3 separate regions of the Homo sapiens genome follow, and all the other regions are linked to region 1. A link is a contact called in ENCODE Hi-C data. All regions are on one chromosome and are shown on one strand. The core of a region is the stretch at or near the end of the contact, and the rest is flanking DNA. Distances in the headings are between cores, read along the strand shown.

Region 1 (2,700 bases), core at 163-2,662:
CTGGGAGAAGATGTGGGGCTGGGGTAAGCCTGCTGAAGGCATTTCCACTCTGCCTTTTTCTGGGGCCCTGAGGGGACTCGCTCTTGGCCTGCGGCTATACTGTGGGATGTCTCTGTCCCACCACAGTGTGTGCCTGTGAGTGAGGCTCAGCCTTACTCTTCTCAGTCTCCTGCACCTGACTTACACCTCCTTTCAGGAAATGACAATGAGGACATAGAGGTGTTTGTTACGGATCAATTTCAAGTAGAACCATAACCCAAAGGGGCAGCACTCTCACAGAATGATCGACTTCAGCCAAGGGACAAAAGGGTGTTTGCTCATAGTGGAAAAGGAGAGAGAGAAACTAAAAATTAGGAGCGGGAAGTAAGACTAAGTGCAAAATCCCTGAGAGATTCTAGGTGAGCTGGCCATCCATTTAGGAAGAGATGGGCTGTAGGAGTAAAGTCTCATCACTGAGGAAGGTGCCTGGGTAGGTAGTGCAGGAGGAACGTAACCTGTATCTTAACCAATCAGCACTTTGAAATCACAAAATTCAGAACTCCCTGAATTCTGGATCCAGCCAGGACTGGATCCTTTCATGGGTTGAAAGGCTCATTCTAGTCACTGGAGCTTATGGAAAACTAAAGAGTATTTTTATCATGAATATTCCATTTTTGACATCTGTTAAGTATTAGGAATATCTTAGACACTGCGCAGAACACGAACTGAACACTCTTGGCAGGGGCTGCTGGTGAGTGTGCTCTTAGGTAAAGTAAGCGGACACAGACCCCCTGTTCAAGAGAGGAAACCATGGCTGTGTCATCAAATGGGCCGCCCTGGGAGACACCTGAGCAGTCAGGACACACCCAGAGTTGTGCCTTCAGGGTTTTATCGTCTTTTCACATCACTTTTTCCTATTATCGTGTCATGCGTTCCCATTTTGCCAGTGAAGAGTATGAGCCTCAGAGAATTTATGTGCCATTTACCTGGTAAGTAACCAAGTTGGAATCAGAATGAGGAAATGCAGGGAAAATTTAAATTTCATTCCTTCATATCACAAATATCTCTTGACATGTGTTTAATTAAAGTAACGAACTGAGATTTACTCCATGGGGAAACTGTAGTCTCAATAAAGGCACTTGGGCAACTCCAACTCCTTGACTTCTGGTAGTTTACATTCTTGATGTGATTTTTGTATATATTTAGGAGGCTAAAGAGGCCAAAACCAAAAATGCAATCTTTTCTATGTATTGTTTAAAAGTGAATAAAAAGTATTCCTTAATTTGCTTTATTAGAAAAGTATTTCTTTTAAAATTCCTGATCCTTTATGCATTAGGGCGAAGGGTGAGATTTGCACCTTGTCACCACTAGATGGCAACATCTGAGCGTAGAGTTCAGGCTCAGCGCGGTGGGCACCAACATTCCACAGGGCGCCTGACATGCGGCCTGGGATGGCGCCTCAGAAGGTTGGGCCAGCCAGCCAGCAAGCACCTGTTCCCTGATCCTAAAATAAACCATGGCGGGTCAAAACTCCTAATTGGTTCTATACACCTCTGAAGCCCAGCTCTCCTCGCATTCCACCCTGCTTGAAAAACTAGCAATGGCTCCCTCCAAAGACTAATGTCACCTATCGTCCCCAGATAGAGATTTGATCAATCCTTATTTCTTGACTTTTTCTGTGCCCTGTGTTGGGGAGTGTGGTGTGTCCAGGCCCATCAGAGCTGGCCAGCCAGCCTGGTAGAGGGGTATTGCTCATGGCCATAGAGCCACTGAGCAGGACAGCTGGCCAGCACCCTGGACGACTGAGGATTCTGTCCACAGACACAGACTCATCCACAGAGCTTGTGAGCCATGTAGGACATTTATCCGTGTGCTTTTGGCTGAGTGCAGACATCCAGAGGGTCAACCAAATGGATTGCTTCAAGCAGGTGGCAGCGTGCCTTCCCCGGCATGCTGAGCTGCTGGCCTTCTCCCCACCTCAATTCATTCCTTGCCTGCCCACTACCAGACACATTTAACCTATACCTCTTTGCCACTGTTTCCTCACAGTTGGGCACAGCATTTGGCACAGCTGCTGGAGGAGTCTCCCTGGCCTTTCTGCCCTGAAGAAATCACTCCTGAGCTGTGTGGCTGGGCTCAGGGCCTTGGACTCTGCAGCTGGGATCTCTGGGTGGGATTCAGGCACATGCCTTGAAGCACCCAAGTTAGCAGCAGTCGTTGAGGTGTTTGTTAGTCTATGAACCTTTCCAGTACCCACTCCCTCAGTGGCTCACTGTTCCAGAGACTGCACCACATCCTGGCTATGTGATGTGAATGTCTGATTCATGCCTTCCAGGGCAAACAATCAAGTCAGAGGAAGAGGCAGAGAGATTCTAACATGAATATAAGGGTTGAAGTCCACGGGAGGTGGGGAGGCAGAGGGAGGATGATTGCTCCATCTGGGACTTGGGGAAAGGTGCAATTTGGTAGATAGAAGGACCTACAGGCATCCACCAGGCTTGAGAGAAGGTCCACGCACCCCCTCTTTCTCCTTCTTCAGAATTTCTTCTGGCTTGTGGGGCCTACCTCCTTCTACAGAAGTTGGATTGAGAAGGGTGGGGCTGTGCTCCTCCTGAGTGTGAGGAGATCCAGAAACCTGGTCCTTAGGCAAATGTCTAGGTCTTTCTTCACTTACATGAGGCCTGAGCTACTTCCCCTTGGGAGGAGGTGTGGCATTGCTCC
Region 2 (2,700 bases), core at 134-2,633, 44 kb after region 1:
CTGCAGCTTCCACATCTGGACTTAATATTTTATCTGTCTGAAAATATATTTTAAAATGGATTTGATACTTTTCTTGATACCTGGAAGGACTTGAGGTGTCCGTCTCATTATTATGCCTATTTTTGCCCAAAATTCTTGGCTCTGACTGGCCTTCCCCTTTGTCAGCTAAGTGTGCAAAACTTGTCAGACACAGGCCCTGTGAGAAATCAGCACAAAACAAAATGGGAGACAAAGATGCAGAACCCATCTTGTGCTCTTTGATGTGCTGCAGTCAATGACTGAGGCTCTTTCATCAGCAAGAGCGTTTGGGTTCCCTGTTTTTTTCATTGCAACTTTCTTCCTCCTCACTCCAAATTAGCTGAAACTTTACCAGTTAGCAGGGTAGGGTGTCATCTACCCCAAGTTTTGGTATATAGTTTTCTTTCTGATTGATTATAAGCATCTTAACAACCATTTTCTGTAATGGGATTACTTTCAATGATCAAGTACGATTGAAAATGGGTTAAAGGTAGGGAAGATTTTCCTCCAGCCCCAGAAACTTACATGTTCTCAAATGCATGCAAAATTCTCTCTCTCTGTCCATGACTTCCTCAGCCTAACCCTCTGTTTCTATGACTCCTAAACTCAACCTTGCACTGGCCCCTGTGTTTAGAAATTGCATTTGGTTTCTCTGATAATCGGTTTTTTCCAGCCAGCTCTGCATTTTTCCTAGGCAGACAGCATGGAGTCACAAGAGTGACAGCTCATACACTGAGTGCTACAGGGGTTAAGGCGTTTTCCTGTATTATCTTATTTAATCCCCAGGGCACTGCGGTTACCATCCTCATTTTGCAAGTGAGGAAACAGGCTTGAGAAGGTGAAGTAATCTCAGGCACCAAGTACGAGGTGGAATTCAGAATCCAAACTTGGGTGCAGAAGTCAGAGCTGTGCTCGGAAGCTGTGTCTGCCTGGATTCCATTTTCTATCCTACTAACAATCAGCAAGCACTTCGAGGGCTCTGGCATGTCAGGGCCCTGTGTCATGGTGCATGGATAAACAGAAGCCCTAGTAAATGCTGCACCATTGCATCCACTTAGATAATACGATGCCCTACTTGTAATATATAATTGAGGTTTATTCCTCACAGGAATTGAAGGAAAAGGGACAGAGATAATGTGATTTTATGCAGTCTACTCTCCTCCTTCCCCCTGCCCTTCAGAATTAATCCCTTGGAGCCAAGAAGGCTGCAAGTCCGGCTGCCAGGGCCTGGCAGAGAATCTCGCTGTGTTTACTTTCTCATATGTTCTTCTGTGACCTTCTGTATCTGCTTCTGCCTCCCAGGCTTGTTTCTGGGAAGCAGAAAGCTGGAGAGTCGCTCAAGAGAGCACTGGCCCCTGTGTCAAAGGGCAGAGGCTCTGGAACTTGGGCCGAGCACTAATTATACATGTGACATCCTGCCCTGGCTGCAGGCTTTCTGTCTCTCATTTTCCCAAGAAATTGGACATTTGATGATAAAGCAGACTTTATCCTATCCCATATTTTGTTCTAGATATTTATTTTGTATCATGATATTTTATTCCAGAAGTTTTCTTTTTGTGATTATTCATTTAAAAATAAGTGACACAGCACTTTACACATACCTGGCCAATGCATGTTGATGCATCAAATATGCATACATTGTTCAAAATGATTGTTCAGCATCATTATGTTTTATTGGACCATTTTGTGGATGATCTTACTTGATGTTCACAACAGCCAAGTGAAAAAAGCAAAACTAATTCCACATAACAACTGAACGTTTGCTGCACAGAAACATGGCTGGCAGGTGGTCTAAGGTCTAATGGAGCCAGCTGGTGCTGTCTTCTGCATCAGAGGCCCTTGCTAAGTCACAGCCACCGCTGGTCCTGGCCTAGGAGTTAAACCACAGACCACAGTGAAAGACTTGAAAGTGCAAATCCATTAACATGATCATCCCTGGCTTATTGCTAAGTAACAACAATTATCTTGACCCTTTTAATAGAAGAGGACATCCGCAGGCCTGACTGTGAGTGAGGCAGCTCACCTGGTCTTCCCACTCAGGGAAACAGTGAACTTTTCCTACCTTTCACTTGGTGCCCCAAACTAGGGTCCTTTTTCTTCGTAACACTTCTAAGTGTTTTAAATTAAATTAGTATTTGTTGTTTACCCTTTGTTTTTCTTAAACAACAATAAAAAAATTAGCTGAAAAGAACAGAAGGCAAACTGTAGGATAAACCATATATTTGTATATGTATGTATGCATGCACATGTGTGTGTTCACAGATATGTGCATATGTGAGTGTGTACGTGTATGCCTGTGTTTTTGAATTTCTGTATATTTTTGTGCATGTTTGTGGGTATGTTTTTATGTGTGTTTGTATGCATGTATGTTCGTGAGTATGTGTGTGTGCATACATGTGTACCTACAAGAGGAACAGATATATTTGCTTTGGTGTTTCTTTGCAGATTCTCTATGTTATTATTTTTTTCTTTTGTATCTCACCAGGTCTGCTTGTATGGAGCATTCCAGGCAGGAGTATAGTGGTTCCCACTGGACAGATTAATTTCTTACCTATAGCATAATCTCAACTTCTCCATCATTGCTCATAGAAGAGTCTATATCTTTAGCTCTTCCTTCTCTGATTTGCTAAAGGCTACATCCTTGTGTCTTGCAGACACCCACCTCCTCTCTCATATAGTCTA
Region 3 (2,700 bases), core at 97-2,596, 61 kb before region 1:
AAGAGATTGAAAGAATTTCCCCGTTTCCAAAGTCTGAACATAGGATGTGAGGAAGTGATGCTGTGCAACCCTTGAGCACTAGGCATTAAGAGGCTGTGCACGTGTTTGTGGTATCCCTTGCTTCTCTGCTTTGACCAGCTGTCTTTGCTGGGCCCAGACATGTGTGAGAGCCCAGCCCAGATCAGTAAAGCCACACATCCAATCTCTAGTCAACTCACAATTGATAATAGGGAGATTTGAAAATATGAAAAAGCAGAATATAAAATGGGATATATATTATAACAACCCTTTGTTTTTTACAAAAATTCTCTTGTATACAAGAGAATACACAAACATGGAAATAATTGCAGAAGAGTGATGGGTTTATGCACCTTTAAAAAAATAAATAATATTCTTAATTTTATCACAAACAACAAATGTAAAATCTTTCCTTATCGCCAAAACATGTGTGCATCAATTTGTTTGGAGTAAATACAATATTTTCCATAAATGCAATTGTATTTGGAATTCTATTTTATTATTTAAAAAATCTCACAACACCTAAGTGAACCCCGTGATCCCAGCTCAGACCAGTAGAACTGCTCAGTTGAGACCGTAACTGCCCAGCTGGCCCACAGGTGGCTAGTAAAATGAAATGCTTGTTGTTGTATGCTGCTAGGGTAATTCAGTTGTTTGTTACACATCTCTGTTGTACAATAATTAGCCATTACCTGTGTGGTTTTAGGTAAGTCATCAGCCTCTTGACTGGTGGTGCCAGCCCCTGGACTGCAGACAGCAGTGGAAGAGAGGCCCAGGAGAAGGGTCCTATGGCGCTCTCAGGGAAGGCTGTGTGGGTGCTCATGTGGGCCCCGTGTGTCCATGGAAGTCTATTTTAGTGATAGGGTGGATGGGAAGACATGGAGGAAATAAGATAAACTTGAGTGCAGCTCCCATAGCACCCATATTTGTCAATTGGTCACAGTCCATGTGTTTGAAGTTATTGCCCCTTTAAGTTCTCTCTGAATAACAGTGAGAAAGATGAGAGAGACAAAAATAAAAAAGGCAGAGAAAGAGAAAGAAGAGGAAGTTACATATAGGATGTGTAATTTGAAATAAACATTAACTGAAATAAACATGAACTTCTCAAATTTGGTTTCTGTTCCCCTAACGCCACCATACTGCCCACCACACCAGGTGTATGACAGCTGACACTATAGAGCAGCGGTTCCCAACCTTCCTGACACCAGGGATGGGGGTTGGTTTTGGGATGAAACTGTTCCACCTCAGATCATCAGGCATTAGTTAGATTCTCATAAGGAGGGCTCAGCCTAGATCCCTTGCATGTGCAGTTCACAATATGGTTTGCGCTCCTATGAGAATCTGATGCCGGTGCTGATCTGACAGGAGGCGGAGCTCTGGCAGTAATGCTCACTCACCTCTGCTCACCTCCTGTTCTGTGGACCGGTTCCTAACAGGCCATGGACCAATGCTGTGGCCTGGGGGTTGGGAACCCCTGCCATAGATCATTCCAGCCTCATTACACCTAGACTTAAAAGTCATACCATCAAGACAGATGCTTCATGATGACTCTGATTGAAGTTTTGATTGTACAGTAACAGCTAGTGCCACACGTATAGTGCTTAATCACATCTTCGTGTGGACATTACACAAATAGCTAGGGCAAAGACTTCAACATCTTTTCCCTCTTGACACTCTTCCTTGTAATCTGACCTGCAATAGTAGCACTGGCCTGAATTGAATCCTCTGGGCTTCGCGGATCTGATAAGCAACAGTTTCCTGGCTCTTATTTATACACTCTTCTTTCCCAGCCAGAGAGAATTCTCTGTTCCTTTCTTACAAAAAAAGTGCCCCCCCTTCTTAGCCTGGCTAGCCTCATTGCATTTCTGCCCTGTCAGTCTTTCATTTTCATTGGCAAAATGGGAAAAATGACATCTGCCTTTTCTGATATTATATGGTTATTGCAATGGTCAAATGAAGTGATTAAGGTCCAAATGGAGTTAGTGTTAAGCATCAGGAACTCTGCAGGATTCCAAGATGATTTGGTCATGGATTCTGTCCTAACAAAGAAGAAAAATGTAAATAATTTATAGATTCATCCTTAGTTTATCTTTATTTCCCCACCCCGTGGAAGTGGATTAATAAGAAAAATAGACTCTTTGTGGTGAATTCTTTTTAATAACTGCCCCTCAGGCTAGAAAAGAGAACTAGGATCAGTGACATTGGTGAGCAAATGTCTTCCTCTAGAAAAACCTTTGCTCTATCATCACACAAGTCTTACTATTTAAAAAGGGAAAAAAATCCTTCCATTAAAGAAAGAAGCATAAGTCAAAGGCCTCTCTCACAGACTTCAAACTGTTAAAGGTAACTAGAGGTGACTGACCAAATTAGGTCAGGCAATAAATAAGAAATATGTTTAATCTTATCAGGATTTTCCACTCCGTTTTCTGTTTTGTTTCATAGATGGAGGGTAGTTAAATATATCTCTACTTTGAGTTTGAAAATACGCTTTAGGAATTGTATCTTATCAGTAAGTGCTTTACAAACACCATTTATTATCTGATTTGAAATATTGCTAATCCATTTGAACAATCTCATTTATCAATGGTATGTCGAGGAAATTTTGTGCCATATATGAATATATATGTGTAAGATTTTTCTCAGTATTGTTAAAAACAGTAATAAGTTGAATTCAGCATAAAT

The links. Hi-C counts contacts between places; a loop is a spot of excess contacts on that map. Pooled maps may share reads with other maps.
Region 2: a loop to region 1 is called in a map of heart left ventricle, with 2.1 times the contacts of the local background. The contact joins two enhancer-like sites. A Hi-C loop is called at or near these places in 4 of 168 maps with a recorded cell type or tissue (CD8-positive, alpha-beta T cell, Caco-2, breast epithelium and 1 more) and 2 of 50 pooled maps.
Region 3: a loop to region 1 is called in a map of IMR-90, with 2.2 times the contacts of the local background. The contact joins two enhancer-like sites. A Hi-C loop is called at or near these places in 2 of 168 maps with a recorded cell type or tissue (IMR-90 and endothelial cell of hepatic sinusoid) and 2 of 37 single-sample maps with no recorded cell type.

Annotation. Positions count from the first base shown.
Region 1 is chr7:47,087,648-47,090,347 of GRCh38, reverse strand. No RefSeq gene overlaps it. Among named protein-coding and RNA genes, the nearest start is that of SNORD151, 380 kb to the left of the region's middle. Within about 2 kb of position 1,412, at least 2 of the 41 ENCODE cell types and tissues checked have a DNase peak (open chromatin) inside an H3K27ac peak, as active enhancers do.
Region 2 is chr7:47,043,982-47,046,681 of GRCh38, reverse strand. The region is part of intron 2 of LOC105375268 (a long non-coding RNA gene); the gene reads left to right. Among named protein-coding and RNA genes, the nearest start is that of SNORD151, 420 kb to the left of the region's middle. Within about 2 kb of position 1,383, at least 4 of the 41 ENCODE cell types and tissues checked have a DNase peak (open chromatin) inside an H3K27ac peak, as active enhancers do.
Region 3 is chr7:47,148,102-47,150,801 of GRCh38, reverse strand. No RefSeq gene overlaps it. Among named protein-coding and RNA genes, the nearest start is that of SNORD151, 320 kb to the left of the region's middle. Within about 2 kb of position 1,346, at least 2 of the 41 ENCODE cell types and tissues checked have a DNase peak (open chromatin) inside an H3K27ac peak, as active enhancers do.